Regions from separate parts of the Homo sapiens genome. Here region 1 is linked to region 2. Evidence: read pairs that join two places in POLR2A ChIA-PET (ENCODE). Cell type or tissue: GM12878. All regions are shown on one strand. Links, peaks and the distances in the headings refer to the core of each region. The heading gives the core; the rest is flanking DNA. Region 1 overlaps KCNN3 (potassium calcium-activated channel subfamily N member 3). Region 2 overlaps KCNN3 (potassium calcium-activated channel subfamily N member 3).

Region 1 (10,480 bases), core at 4,092-6,591, 78 kb after region 2:
CCATGCAGTGAGACAGCAGCAGGGACGAACGTGACCTGGGTTTGGAAAAGACACTACAGGCAATCCACAAAGTGGATAATCCACACCTGGCTGACGAAGGTTTGGCCCAGGCACAGAGAGTGCTCCACAGTGAGTGAGGGTTGCTGGACTCAGACCCCCGCTCAGCTCTCACTCGACAAGGCTGAGGACCTCGCCTGGGGCAGACTCGGCCACAGAGCATCTGAGCCTTTCTAAAGCAGTCCTCAGCCACCCCCAAGAGCCCTTCTGGGGGCCCTGGCCACTGGCCACTGGTGGAAGTGTTTTGAATGATGGAGCGCAGAGACAAACACAGACGGGACAAGGTGCCAGGAGCCACATACCAGAGCTGCTTCTCAGAGCTGCAAATGGCTCTCAGATGACACCCCAGCTGCTAGCTCCTTGCCAGGGGCAGGGTGGGCAGAGAGGCCTGCAGAGCAGGGGCTAGGTCACAGAGCTGGGGGGAGGGGCACAGGGAGTCAGGGATTTCTAAGACTCAGACTGGGAACCTAGCAGGAAAGGCACTGGAAATTGTACTTACTCCATTTGGTTTGTCTATTTGTCTCTTGCAATTTATCTAGTATTTCCTAAAAGGTCACTGGGTGGTGATTTCAATAATGTAAAATTTGTAGAGATGCTCTAAAAGAAATGTACAAATTTCACAGGTTTACACTGGCTTAAAAGCAATATATTTTATTAAAAGTGTCTATTCTAAGTGCACTTTGGATAGGATTTGGAGACTGATTGGTTAGAGATTCAAAAGGCCTTGTGCTATTAAAAGATCCACTGTGTTTTTGGGGTGGTAAAAAGAAATAGAAATCAAAGCATTTGCAAAGGTATGGTTGGTGGATGGAGAAAAAGCGGCGTGTGAGATCACAAAATCCTTTGTCACCTCACAGTCCCCGAAGCAGGGAGCTGGGAAAGAAAGATGCTTATTACAAGCAGAGGGCCAGGTTTCCTGCGAAGGCTTCCGTGTCCCAAAATCTCACAAGCCGCTTCTCACTTTCCTCTCACCGCTCCTCATTAACTGAAGCCAATCCTTGTCATTCAAAGGAAAATAAACAGGGAGCAACTGCCTGCAGAGACAAAGAGTCCTCATATCGGGACAAAACGGCTTCTCCAAGCAGACACCTTTTCCCTCAGCCCCAGTCAGAATTCTCTATTTCTTTCCAAACAGCAGAGCCATTTCCTTCCTGTCAGCCCAGTGATGCACAACTTCCTGTCAGGACAGCTGAGGAATCTGGAGAAATGTGTCTTCCCTCACAGCCTCTGCTCAGGTTTGCAGGGCCTCAGACAGTACCAGGGAGCAGAGTGGAGAGCTCCAAAGAAGCAGCCCCTCCCACGCCTCTGCCCCCACCAACGCCCTCCCCGGATCCCCCAGGTCAGGCCACCGAATCCAGACTGAGTGTGTGCACCGCACCCTGCCATCTTAGGCTTCTGTCTCCCAGAAGCCTTTGTGGGAACCAGCATTTCCATTCCCAAAGCCACCAGGTGGAGACCAGGGGCAGGCCTGCCCCTGCGGGGTCAGGCCCCGACCTAATCAGGACCCTGGGGCCTGTCAGAAAGACTGAGGCCTGCCCTAGGGCTGCAGAGATGGTGAGGGCGCAAGGGAGGGTCTTTTCCGGGTAAAGATGGGCCGCTGACAGCCCCCTTAGGTCAGCACTCTGGCAAACCCACTGTGGTATAAAAATAAAAACCTCAGTCCCACAGACTCCACATTAAATGGAGTGAGAGGCAGGGAGATGAACACTGAAATAATCACCTCCATTTAGTAAGCGCTCTCCACGTGTCTGCATTCTTCCTTTAATCCCCAACAAACCCTGGGACAGTGGTTCCCAAACTTTGCGGCACATTAGTATCACCCAGGGAGCTTTTTAAAATCCCCACACCCAGGTTGCACCTCAGGGCAGTGACATCAGGTCAGAAGCTGGGAGCCAGGCATCAGCATTTTTTTAAAGATCCCCAGGGGATTCCAAAATGAAGCCAAGTTAGGGGACCACTGAGCAAGGCACTGTTCGTACCTGTTTTATTAATAAGGAGATTGAAACTCAGAGAGGTTAAGTCGCTTGCCTAAAGCCACACAGCTTCTAAGCAATAGAATTAGGCTTCTGGTTCATGCCTGTTATTCCATCACAGAGCCCCCCTCACTCCAAACTTTCTGCAGAAAGTTGTTCAGCTCTATCTACCAGGTATTGTCTCCCTACTACATCCCCATCCCCGAATGAGAGCACCTGCAGACATCTTTGCTTGCTAGCAGGAGTAAGGATGAGATGTGCGAGCCGAAGGGGCTGTGCAGGGCTGGGGAGAGCGGGCTGAGTGTGTGCAGATGGCCTATTGGGAGGTCATGGGATCGGCAGGTTCTGCTCCTTCCTCATCTGACAATGCCATTTAAGTTCTCTCCAGAGCAAAGCCTTGGCCTGGCCTAAGAGGATGGCCAGGTGTGAAGGAAACGCACGCGAGAGTGTAGCCACGTGGGTGAGCGAGGGCACGACAGAGGTGGTGAGGATGGCACACAGCCTGGAGAGGGCGAGCCCAGGGTAAGGGGTGAGGGGAGACCCCCGGGAGTGCTCCAAACCAGAACCTTGGGGGATTGACCCACTTCTTGCTGCCTGTGTGACTTGCAGCAAATCACTTCCAGTCACTGGGCCTCAGATCCCCTCTTTGCCCTGCAATGGGGTGGGACCCTATGGTCCAGAGGGTTCTCCCACCCTGGCCTCCACAGTGATCATGGCGGCCCCCTTCTTGGGTGTGAGCAGGTGCGGGTGTGGGAGCAGCTGTGGCCTCATCCCAGGCAGGGTCCACACACAGTTCAGGCACCCACAGAGCCCTGGCTCTCAGAGCTGTCTGGCCAAGACAGGGAGGCCAGTGCACCTATTGAACATACAGGCCGAGGAGAGGGGCCCTGGGGCAGCACCCCACACTTGACCTTCCTGAGTGTCCCAGCCATGACCTCCTGAGCTTCACATCACCTGGTCGCACCCCAAAAGTGGGGCAGAAGGGGGCTATAAGCAACTGGGATTTAAAGCCCCTACCCCTCACCCCAGCCCACTGACCTGCAGCCTCCACTGGCTGCTTCCCTAAGTGCCAGACAGAATCTGGTTTCCCTCCTGTGGCTCATTCAGGGACCCCCCCCCCGCCACCACCTCCTCTGTGAGCTTTCCCCGGCCCTCCCTGACATAATTAAATGCTCAGTGCTACTTCTGTGCCTGGTTCCAACCTCTCCCCTTGCATATATTACACTACACTGTGCTCACCATCTGTTTACACTGCTGTTACCATCAGGGCCTCAAGGGAAGAGTCCGGTTTGACTCAACAGAGGCAGCAAAGCATCACGGTCTGCAGAAGGGGCTTTGGAGTCCGAAGACCTCACTTAGAGCCCCACTTTGCCACTTCCTCGCCATGTGACCAAGCCTCAACTTACTCATCTATAAAATGGGGCAGTAAGAGTAGTGACCTCATAAAGTTGTCATACACATTACATGAGATGACACGTGTAAATAAGTGGCTTAGCGAAGGACCTGACACTTATAATAGGAGCTCAATAAATGACAGCTATGAGTGCCTTCATATCTCTGACACCTAGGGCCTAGCACAAGCCCAGCCCATAGACATAGATGCTGAAGAAGTATGTTGAAATAAGCTGAACCCCAGCCTGTTTGTAGCCTTGACGGTCTGCTTGGCCTCTCCAGGAGCTAGATATGGTCCCTGCCCCTCCCACCTCCCAACCAGGGCTGGCTCCCTGCATCCATCCACCCTGCAGAACAGTTCCCCTCCCCAGAACAAGAAGCTGCCCCATCCAGGTTCTAGACAAAAAAGCCAGCTGCCTGGCTCTCCACAGCTGGTTCCCAGCGTCCCTTCAGCTTGAGAGCCCACATCCCCGGGCTTCCAGGCAGCACCCACTGAGCTCAAGCCTCAAGTATCCTCAGTCCCAGCCTCAGCCCTCATCAAATATTTTTTTTAATAGAGATGGGGTCTGGCTATGTTGTCCTGGCCTCAAGCAAGTCTCCCACCTCGGCCTCCCAAAGTGCAGGGATTACAAGTGTGAGCCACTGCGCCCGGCCCCTCATCAAATCTGAAGTCCCAAGGTTAGCGAGTATGCAGGGAGGCTGGGAGAGAAAAGCAAGAGGCCCCTTACAGCAGAGGCTGAAACCTTTTAAAGCAACAGTGAGAAACGCTGAGAGAGAAACCAGGCGGGGTAGGTGGGGAGTTCTCTCCCGGAGACTCCTTCTCACCCTTGCTTCCCACAGAACCCAAGAAAAAGGCACTTGGCAATAGTTACAATTCCAGACGGCACTTAACGAAGTCCAATGCCTCAGCAAGACAGACGTTTGGAGAAATAATGACCCAGGGGACTTTCAGGGAAGGCTGTCTGGACATGGAGGGGCGGCTGTGAGATTTAATGAAGCCAGTTCTACACAAGAGTCCAGCACAGGGTGCGGTGCCCCTGCCTCGGTGACTGCCCCGAAAGTAGGAGGGGGGGCTGCACAGCCAGGCCACAAAGGGCAGACACCAGGCCAGCAGGGGAAGGCCAAAGAACACACCCTCGGGACCAGCAGGGGCTTGCAGAAGGGGACTCCACCCAAGGGAGCAAATGAATGTCCCCCGTTACACACAGATCTGGGCAGACGCCCTCACCCTCACTCCTTCCCCTCCCCAACCCTCCTCCAGCCCCTCCATTATGCAAATCAAGTGACTACACAGATTTGCATAATTCATGCATTATTAGTACGCGTTCTTGTCAGGCTTTTAGACTTTATAAAGCAATTTTGCTACCTTTAATGGAGAGTAAGAGACAAGGTTCTAGAGAGAGATTTTCTGTCCTTCTTTCATTAGACATGAAAACAGTCTCTAAATCTTAAGCCAGGGAGAGAGTCAGACAGAAATGAAGTGACTTAGAGTTGGAAACATGACCAAACACCTCGTTGACACTTGGTGTCAAAGGCCTGGGTGCCGGGCATCGCGCCGGTCACACATCCTGTCAGGCCTCTCAGGCACTCAGACCATGGAGTAGTCCCCAGTGGGGCAGACGTTATTATTGGGAAGTCACTCCAGGTTCCTGGGAGACTCAGTAACAACAAAACCCCCACTCTGGGTTTGTATCGCTTTTTTATATTTTACAAAGGGCTTTCGCTCTGCTATCTTACTCAGCGCCCACAATAAGGCTATCGGGTTGGAAGGGCCACATTTTTACCCTCATTTTAGACATGAGGAAACTAGGGGGCCAGTTGCAGTGGCTCATGCCTGTAATCCCAGCACTTTGGGAGGCTGAGGCGGGTGGATCACCTGAGGTCAGGAGTTCAAGACCAGCCTGACCAACATAGTGAAACCCCGCCTCTACTAAAAACACAAAAATTAGCTGGGCATGGTGGCGGGCACCTGTAGTCTCAGCTACTTGGGAAGCTGAGGTGGGAAGATGGCTTGAGCCCAGGAGGTGGAGGTTGCAGTGAACTGAAATTGTGCCACTGCCCTCCAGCCTAGGCAACACAGCCAGACCCCGTCTCAAAAAACAAAAAAAAGAGAGAGAAAAAAAACTGGGGCCACTCACCTAAGATCAAATCTAGGCTCTCTGTATTTTTTCCACTACACCAGGGATGGCAAACCCCTTGCCACTCTTCCATTTCCCCTGCCCAAGATAGACCTCATGAATCAATCAGGGCACTCTTCCCATTGAGCTCAGACAACACCTCAGAATCCTTCCCAACACAGCCCTCCTGGAAGCTGGTACCAATTGTTTCAACTTGACACCCAGATAAAACCTATTTGCTGTTCCTGCACTGTATCCTGCCAACTCCTCAGCATCCAGCCAACACTGTGACAGTGCCACCAGTTTCTGGGAAGTGCCTGTGGGCTAAGCTTAGCCTGGCTGCTCAGCCCCAGGAGCCCCAGACAGCCACCATCAGCCAGCTCACCGGCTCCAAATGGAACCAGATGCACCTGCATTTGGGAGCAGATCAGGGAGAGTGACTCCTACACCCCCGGGCCCAAGAGGTCTCTGCTTTTCTCACTGCGGGGGCCCCACTACCCAGGACCACTGAGGCCACCTTGACTAATGCACACCTGCTTCCCACACAGCAGGAGCCAAAGGTGTCTGCTTCTGCAACGGACGCAGCATTGCTGTGTGGCATGGGGCCCTGCAAGGGGTTCAGTCAGGGAAGGGGCCACATGACCAGACCACCCCCGCAAACACACACACACACTTCCCTAGGGCCGTGCCCCAGCCAGTCCCAAGGGCACACGTCCTTCCCTTGTACACATGCGGAGCCTCCTCCTCTAGACAGATCCTTCTGCATGGGCCCCTTCCACAACCCTGCAAGGAAACTTGTTTAGTAAATAATAGTAATAAAACCCTAAAAGTGCTCATTTTGATCCTCACGCACATGCTTGTTGTCCAGGCTAGAGAAATGTGAATCCTGCCTTCCCCAACGCCCTACCAGCCCCCAAGCCCATAGGGCAGCCCTGGCTCCTTTCCTACCCTTGTCAAGAGGCCAGTCCCCTTTGGAAGATGGCAAGCAGCCTGCCGGTCCAAAACAGTGGGGTGGCACAGCACCCACACCAGCCAACACCAGCTGGCAGCGGCTGCCCTGGCTGGGGGGCTTTCCTTCTGGAACCCATCAGCGCTGGCTTCCTGCCAGGCCCAAGGGAGATGAAGTACACCCTCTTCCTGACCACGTCTAAAGGGCCTAGACGATGCCTCTCCCAGCCAGAACCCACAGCAGTTACCTCCACTCTCTTGCCTTACCCTTACTTCACAGTGTGGCACCCTCCCCTTCCTGGTCTCCTGAGCCCCAAATCCATGCTGCTATTGCAATCATCAATGGGCTTATTCTCCAAATCATCGCTGGCTTCTTCTGCCAGGCCTTGCTGAGTTCCTTCCTGATATTTACAGCCCCCGAGGCTCCTTTCTGGAGGACGATTAGGCAGCAGCATACTGAGGGGGAGCCAGGAGCGTCTGCCCCCCGGGAGGAGGAGTGTTTTATCACTGACCTTGTTTAGAAGTGCCGGTACACAGCAATAACAAAAACCAGACTTTTTGTTGGCTTTATTTATTTTTCTATATCCTCTACAGACAGTGTACCCCTCATTGTCTGCACCGGGAGCCGATTGCTCCCCTGCCCCTTGGTACCCTACTGCCATTGGGTGTCTGCAGCCAGTTTCCATGGGGCTGGGTCAGATTTCAGATGAACGAGTGAAAGAATACACAAAATTGAGCAGAGAAAGCACTGGCTCCAGAAGCTCCACTTCTCGCTGTACTCCACAGTTGGGGTAATCAAGGCCTTTGGGGACTGCCCTCTAGGGATTTACTGTGCTTACTAGAGGAGGAATGAAGGTTTATTCAGCACTCTCAGGCCCTGGTGCTGTGTATCCATCTAGACCTATCACTATGTTGTGAGGTAGGCATTAGAGCGGCCCCCAAGGCCAACCTCCCATCACCACCACCCACACATGGATGTGACCAAAGCAGGCACCGGACTCGGAGTCTTCCTGCTAGTAAGCGGCAGAGCCAGGAGTTGAGCCGGCTCCGCCTGACCCCTCACCCCCCTCCCTGAGCCCTGGGCTCCTCCCAGGCCTGCCTCCCTGAATCCTGTCTGCCCCCTCCCCTGCCTGCCCTCACTTGTCCGCCAAGCATCTACCAGGGCCCCTGTGTGCCAGGCACGTGCTGCTGCTTTCACATCCCTCATCTCCTGGAACCCTCCTCACTACCCCCCCCTGCCCTCGGGGAGCCTGCACATCTCTCCAGGCCACACCGAGAGGGAAGGGGCAGAGCCAGCGTGAATATCAGGTCACTGGCCCCAGATCCAGGGCTCTTTCCTCTCTGGAGCCTGAGCTGGGCCGGCACCCAGCTGGATCCCTGGGCAGAGGCCCAGCCAGCCAATGGGAAATGCCATCACGGAGGAAGGCACCGAGGACCACGGGGAGTCACCAATGACACAAGCAAAGCCAGAGGCTGGGCTGGCCATGCTGACCCAAGACCCCGCTCTCCTGATGCCACACTGGGGTTGCCTGCAGGGAGGCTGGTGTCTTGAAAAGTTGACTCTGAGATAGATATTATAGTAAGGGTCATTTATGTGAACCACATGATTAGAAGTCCCTAGATTTCTTCTGAATATCCTAGGATTTTCCCCAGCCCCTCAAAGCCAACACGCCCAAGATAGAATTCACCATTCCAACTGCTTCCCAAGTCTTCAACTCCTTTAAAGGCAAGGAGGTCTTGCCTCTCCCCACCCATCAAGTCAAGTCCATCATCATATCTTGACAATTAAAAACAGAGGCCATTTATTGAGCTAAGAACATGACACCTGCGTAATTACACCTGTGTGATGCCCTTACAGCCACCCGTGGGCCAAGCATCATAATGCCCACTTTACAAACACAGACACTGAAGTTCAGGGAGACCAGGCAACTTGCCCAACTGCACAGCCAGTCACTCCCCCAGCTCCGACACGAACCCGAGAGTAGCCGGCTCCAGCACGCTGCTGCTGTCCTCCATACCTACTCCTCCCAAATCTCTGAAAACGAGCAGGAAGAGGGTGTATTCCACCTCCTTTGGGCCTGGCCAGAAGCCAGCGCTGATGAGTTCCAGAAGGAGGCCTCCCCCCCTCCCCAGCCAGAGTGGCTGGTGCCGGCTGGTGTGGGCACCGTGCCATCCTGTTCTCTGGGACCAGAAGGCTGCCTGATGCTCGCTGCTTGTCATTCTCCAAGAAAAGGCTGGGCTTTGAGCAGAGCAATGTGGCGAGTGGGCCACGACAGTCACTTCGAGCCTCACACACAACTCAGATACCCAGGATGGAGAAAGGTGAAGCCTGACAAGCTGCCTGCCTCCCCAGACCTCCCCCCATATCTTCCCTTCCCACTGCCCCGAGCTGGGTTCAAGCCTTCATTCCTCCTTTTCACAACTATCGCAGTAACACTGCTTCCAGCTTCCTCTCTCTATAACCCATCCTCCATGCTGTGGCTGGAGCACACCACTGCCCTGCTCACATACCTTCCACTGTTCCCTGTGCCTTTAGACAAAAGTGCAAATTCATCAGCCTAGTTCGTGAAGCCCCCACTACTCCACCAGCTTCACGGGCAGGGGGCTCCATGTCCCTCTCCAGTCTTCTCTTCCCAGAACTTCTAGGAAAACCTACCTCTCCAGCCCTCCCTAAGAACACAGGGCACTCTCCAACTTTGAGCCTCTGCCCCTACTGTTGCCTCGGCTCAGAACACGCATTCCCTTTTGCCTCATGAAGCCCTACCTTCCTTCAAAACCCAGCTCAACCCCTACTTCTTCTAAGAAGCCTCCAAACATTAATATCCGCGGCAGGCCCTTAACGGGATGCAGAGCCTCTCTACCGCACTTAGCACAGTCTGCCTTGCCTCAGAGTTACGGCAGCCCGAACACCCCCTCAGCCTCATCCATCTCTGTGTCCCCCAACGTCCCCGGGGCCAGTGCCTGCCACAGAATGGGCATCAGTGAAAGTTTGCCGAGTAGAATGTTCTCAGAGCTTCAATATATTGGTACAGACCTTTCCCCGACAGCAAACCCCATCTTTTCCTGGGGCTGGTCCTGAGCTCAGAACAAATGTTTGCTTCCCGAGGTGGCCACTGGGGAATCCTGGCCCACTCACCTCAAGAGGATTCTAGCGATGCCTGGGCTGGCACACTTAGCTGTTTCTCCCCCTGCCAGGAAATCTGCCACTCAACCAGCTCTGTCTCCCACTCACACAGCACAGAAATAATAGCCCTGCATTTTCCTGCAAATTCCATCTTCCCCAAATGGAGACTAGCTCCACCTGTTCAAGGAAACACAAGCAAGAAGCAAGATGGAGCAGGCCTGGGAGAACAGCCATGTGGCCTCGCAGGGGCCAATGGGGGTTCCTGGGCAATGCCCCCCAAGGCTATTATTCAGTGCTGGACTAGAAAGCGGATTGGCCTGCTGCCTCCCTTTGCCGGCACATCACAGCTGACTAAGCATGCTTCCCATCCGGGTTCCCACTCAGTCCACACCACAGCCCCATTACTGTGTAGACACCACTGCCCCACTCAAGACAAGATTTCCAAGGATGAAAAGACATGGAGACTAGAAACTAAGGAAAAACTTCACTGAGGCATGAGGAGTCAGGACTTGAATTCAGGTCTGCTGACTCCTGGACCAGGCTGCTTGATGACAGAGGCAGCCCCCTTGGGAAAGGGTGAGGGAACGAGAGGACCTGGAAGGGCAGGCTGCAGTTAGAAATGCAGGCTCCATTTTCGCATTCATCCTCATAACAAGCTGGTGAGAATGAGTCATCGAAAGCAGGGTTTCTCAGCCTCAGTACCACTGACATTGTGGGCTGGGTAATTCTTTGTTGTAGGGGGCATCCCTGGCCTCTCCACATTAAAGGACTATAATATCCCTCTCCTGACTGTGACAACCAAAAATGTCTCCAGGCATTGCTAAAAGTCCCCTGAGGAGCAAAAGTGCCCCAGTTGAGAAGCTCTGATC
Region 2 (2,500 bases), core at 1-2,500:
AACAATTTTAGTTTTCTGGAACTCTGTGCTTATGTGAACCAGATACATTTTCATTTCACATCTGCCCACTCTTCTCTATCATAAGGATCATATATATTCTGGCACCCTATTAGAGATGCCCAAGACTCTTCTTTCTTTTTCCTTTTTTTTTTTTTTTTTTGAGACAGGGTCTCACTCTGTCACCCAGGCTGGAGTGCAGTGGCGCAATCTCTGCTCGCTGCACTCTTGACCTCCCAGGTTAGGTGATCCCCCCACCTCAGCCTCCTGAGTCTACAGATGCACCACCACTCCCGGCTAATGTTTTTTTTGGTTTTTTTTTGTTTTGTTTTGTTTTGTTTTTGGCAGAGATGGGTTTTTGCTGTGTTGGTCAGGCTGGTCTCCAACTCCTGACCTCAAGCGATCCACCTGCTTTGACCTCCCAAAGTGTTGGGATTACAGGCGTGAGCCACTGTGCCTGGCCACCCAAGACTCTTCTAATGTTGCTTTTTGTTTTTCATAATTAAACATTTTTCAGGAATCTTCAGGATTATTTTCCTCTTCCTTAATGCTGCAGGTTTTTCTCAAAGGCCTCCAGCAGGATCCCTGTCGCCTCCCCACCTTCCCCCTCCCCAGCCATCTATCTCTCCGCCTGGCACCAGAAGGGGATCGCTACAGGCTGCTCCTTCCCTACAGGAGGCTAACTTCTCACTTCTCCAGCTAGAGGGCAGGGTTCCTGGGTCTAGCAGGCTTCATCCCATGTGGTAGGCTACTTTCCTATCCTCTCTAACTAGTCCTCTGATATCATAAACCAGTGGTTTGCAAACTTTTAAAATCATGGGCTCCTACCAATTAAAAATTTTTTGAGCATGCCCTCCTCCATTATACATATATTTATTATAAATTACAGACATGTATTGCTCTCTATCCATTTATTAAATACTAGCCAGGCTTTATATATATATATATATATATATATATGTAGAAGTTCTGATCATTTCTCCCAATAGTCCCATGGATCACTGTGCGTGTGCCCCACATTGGAGGTTATAACTCAAACCAAAGCAGTCCATGAGGAACCACAGTGCCTGGCCCCACTGTTCCCAGGCTCTGCTCAGTTCTGCTCAGCCTACAGGGTTTAGCTTGCAGGCTTCCATCAACCCCATGTAGGGTGCTTCATCCCTGTAATGACCACTTTCCTACTGTTTTGTTTTGGGGTTTGTTTTTTTTTTTTTGAGATGGAGTCTGGCTCTGTCACCCAGGCTGGAGTGCAGTGGCGTGATCTCGGCTCACTGCAAGCTCCGCCTCCTGGGTTCACGCCATTCTCCTGTCCCAGCCTCCCGAGTAGCTGGGACTACAGGTGTGTGCCACCATGCCCGGCTAATTTTTTTGTATTTTTAGTAGAGACGGGGGTTTCACCGTGTTAGCCAGGATGGTCTCGATCTCCTGACCTCGTGATCTGCCCGCCTCGGCCTCCCAAAGTGCTGGGATTACAGGCGTGAGCCACCGAGCCTGGCCATTCCTACTGTTTTCTTGGAGTGGAAGTACCCCTTCTTGGAGGGGGTAGGAGGTTGTGGGAAGGAGATGGGAGGAGGAGGGAGCTGTGGTCTTGCTTCCTGCTGCTGGCAAGTGCAGGCCTGGGTGTCTGAGGCAGGGGCAGAAGAGAGTACAGCAAGGAAGCCTCTTTTTATCTCCTTACAATGGGAGTGGTGGCTCTCTTAATGAGAGAAAGAATGGGCCACAAATTGTTTTTCTCCTGCTTTAGGAGCCAGATCTCCAGAATAAAATTTCTCATTAAAATATCAGTATGCCAAAAGTTAACCAGCAAAATAAAAAACCTGTTGACAGACTGGAAGGCCTGGGACACTGAGACAGCCTGTTGCAGAATTTGGAGCCTCAGGAGGGACCAAAGTGAAGGGTCCAAAGGGTCCGAAGGGAATCCACTCAAGAGGACAGTAAGGTCATTTATAAAGCATGGCTGTGACAGCAAGGCTCACCCCACTTCATCAATGTTATGGGAGGCCTTGTTGCTCCTCCCAAGGAGATAAACATACAAAGGTGAGCTGGCAGGCCACTGCACTGCTCAAGGCACGCTAGGAAGGCTGGCTCTCCAACCTGCTGCCGCAGTGAGGACCCGGGGCCTCAGATGGTCTCTCCACCAGTAAAGCTGCTTGGCACTTGACAGTGTAAAATCAGGAGGTTCCTCCCTGAGGGAGGTGGGCAGGCAGCCAGGAGAATCCCAGAGAATGCAGAGTGCCACAACTGTCAGGCCTCGGAACCCATGATGTAATGCCTCTCTGGGGGCCAAGGAAAACAAGCCCACTGTTGTCACTGCCCTCCCAGCAACCAGGCGCTGCCCTCCCCATGGCACGGCTGTTCTGCGTAATTATGATCCCACTTTCTCTCCTTGGGAGGAGGAAATATGAAAAACCTTTGTTGTCACATAAAAACCAACCCAAGATATGAGAACTGTCTTTTAAAATACATCTTGCTGTAGAGAGATTTCCATAGCAACTTCAGAAGT

Evidence for each region. Peaks named below come from ENCODE experiments on the same cell type or tissue, not always from the same donor. Only the 100,000 strongest peaks of a DNase experiment are listed, where the experiment ranks them.
Region 1: POLR2A ChIA-PET joins it to region 2 with 5 read pairs; 2 of 35 experiments call an interaction of 5 or more read pairs at or near these places.

The regions. Positions count from the first base shown.
Region 1 is chr1:154,839,490-154,849,969 of GRCh38, forward strand. All of the region lies in intron 1 of KCNN3 (potassium calcium-activated channel subfamily N member 3), which reads right to left. Among named protein-coding and RNA genes, the nearest start is that of KCNN3, 26 kb to the right of the region's middle. RefSeq lists enhancers at 888-1,389, 1,044-1,338, 5,916-5,975, 6,296-6,355. In GM12878, for the core only: no CTCF peak of the experiment used is centred there; no DNase peak of the experiment used is centred there; H3K4me3 peaks cover 1,154 bases; H3K27ac peaks cover 1,703 bases.
Region 2 is chr1:154,765,487-154,767,986 of GRCh38, forward strand. All of the region lies in intron 3 of KCNN3 (potassium calcium-activated channel subfamily N member 3), which reads right to left. Among named protein-coding and RNA genes, the nearest start is that of KCNN3, 100 kb to the right of the region's middle. In GM12878, for the core only: a CTCF peak has its summit at 696; no DNase peak of the experiment used is centred there.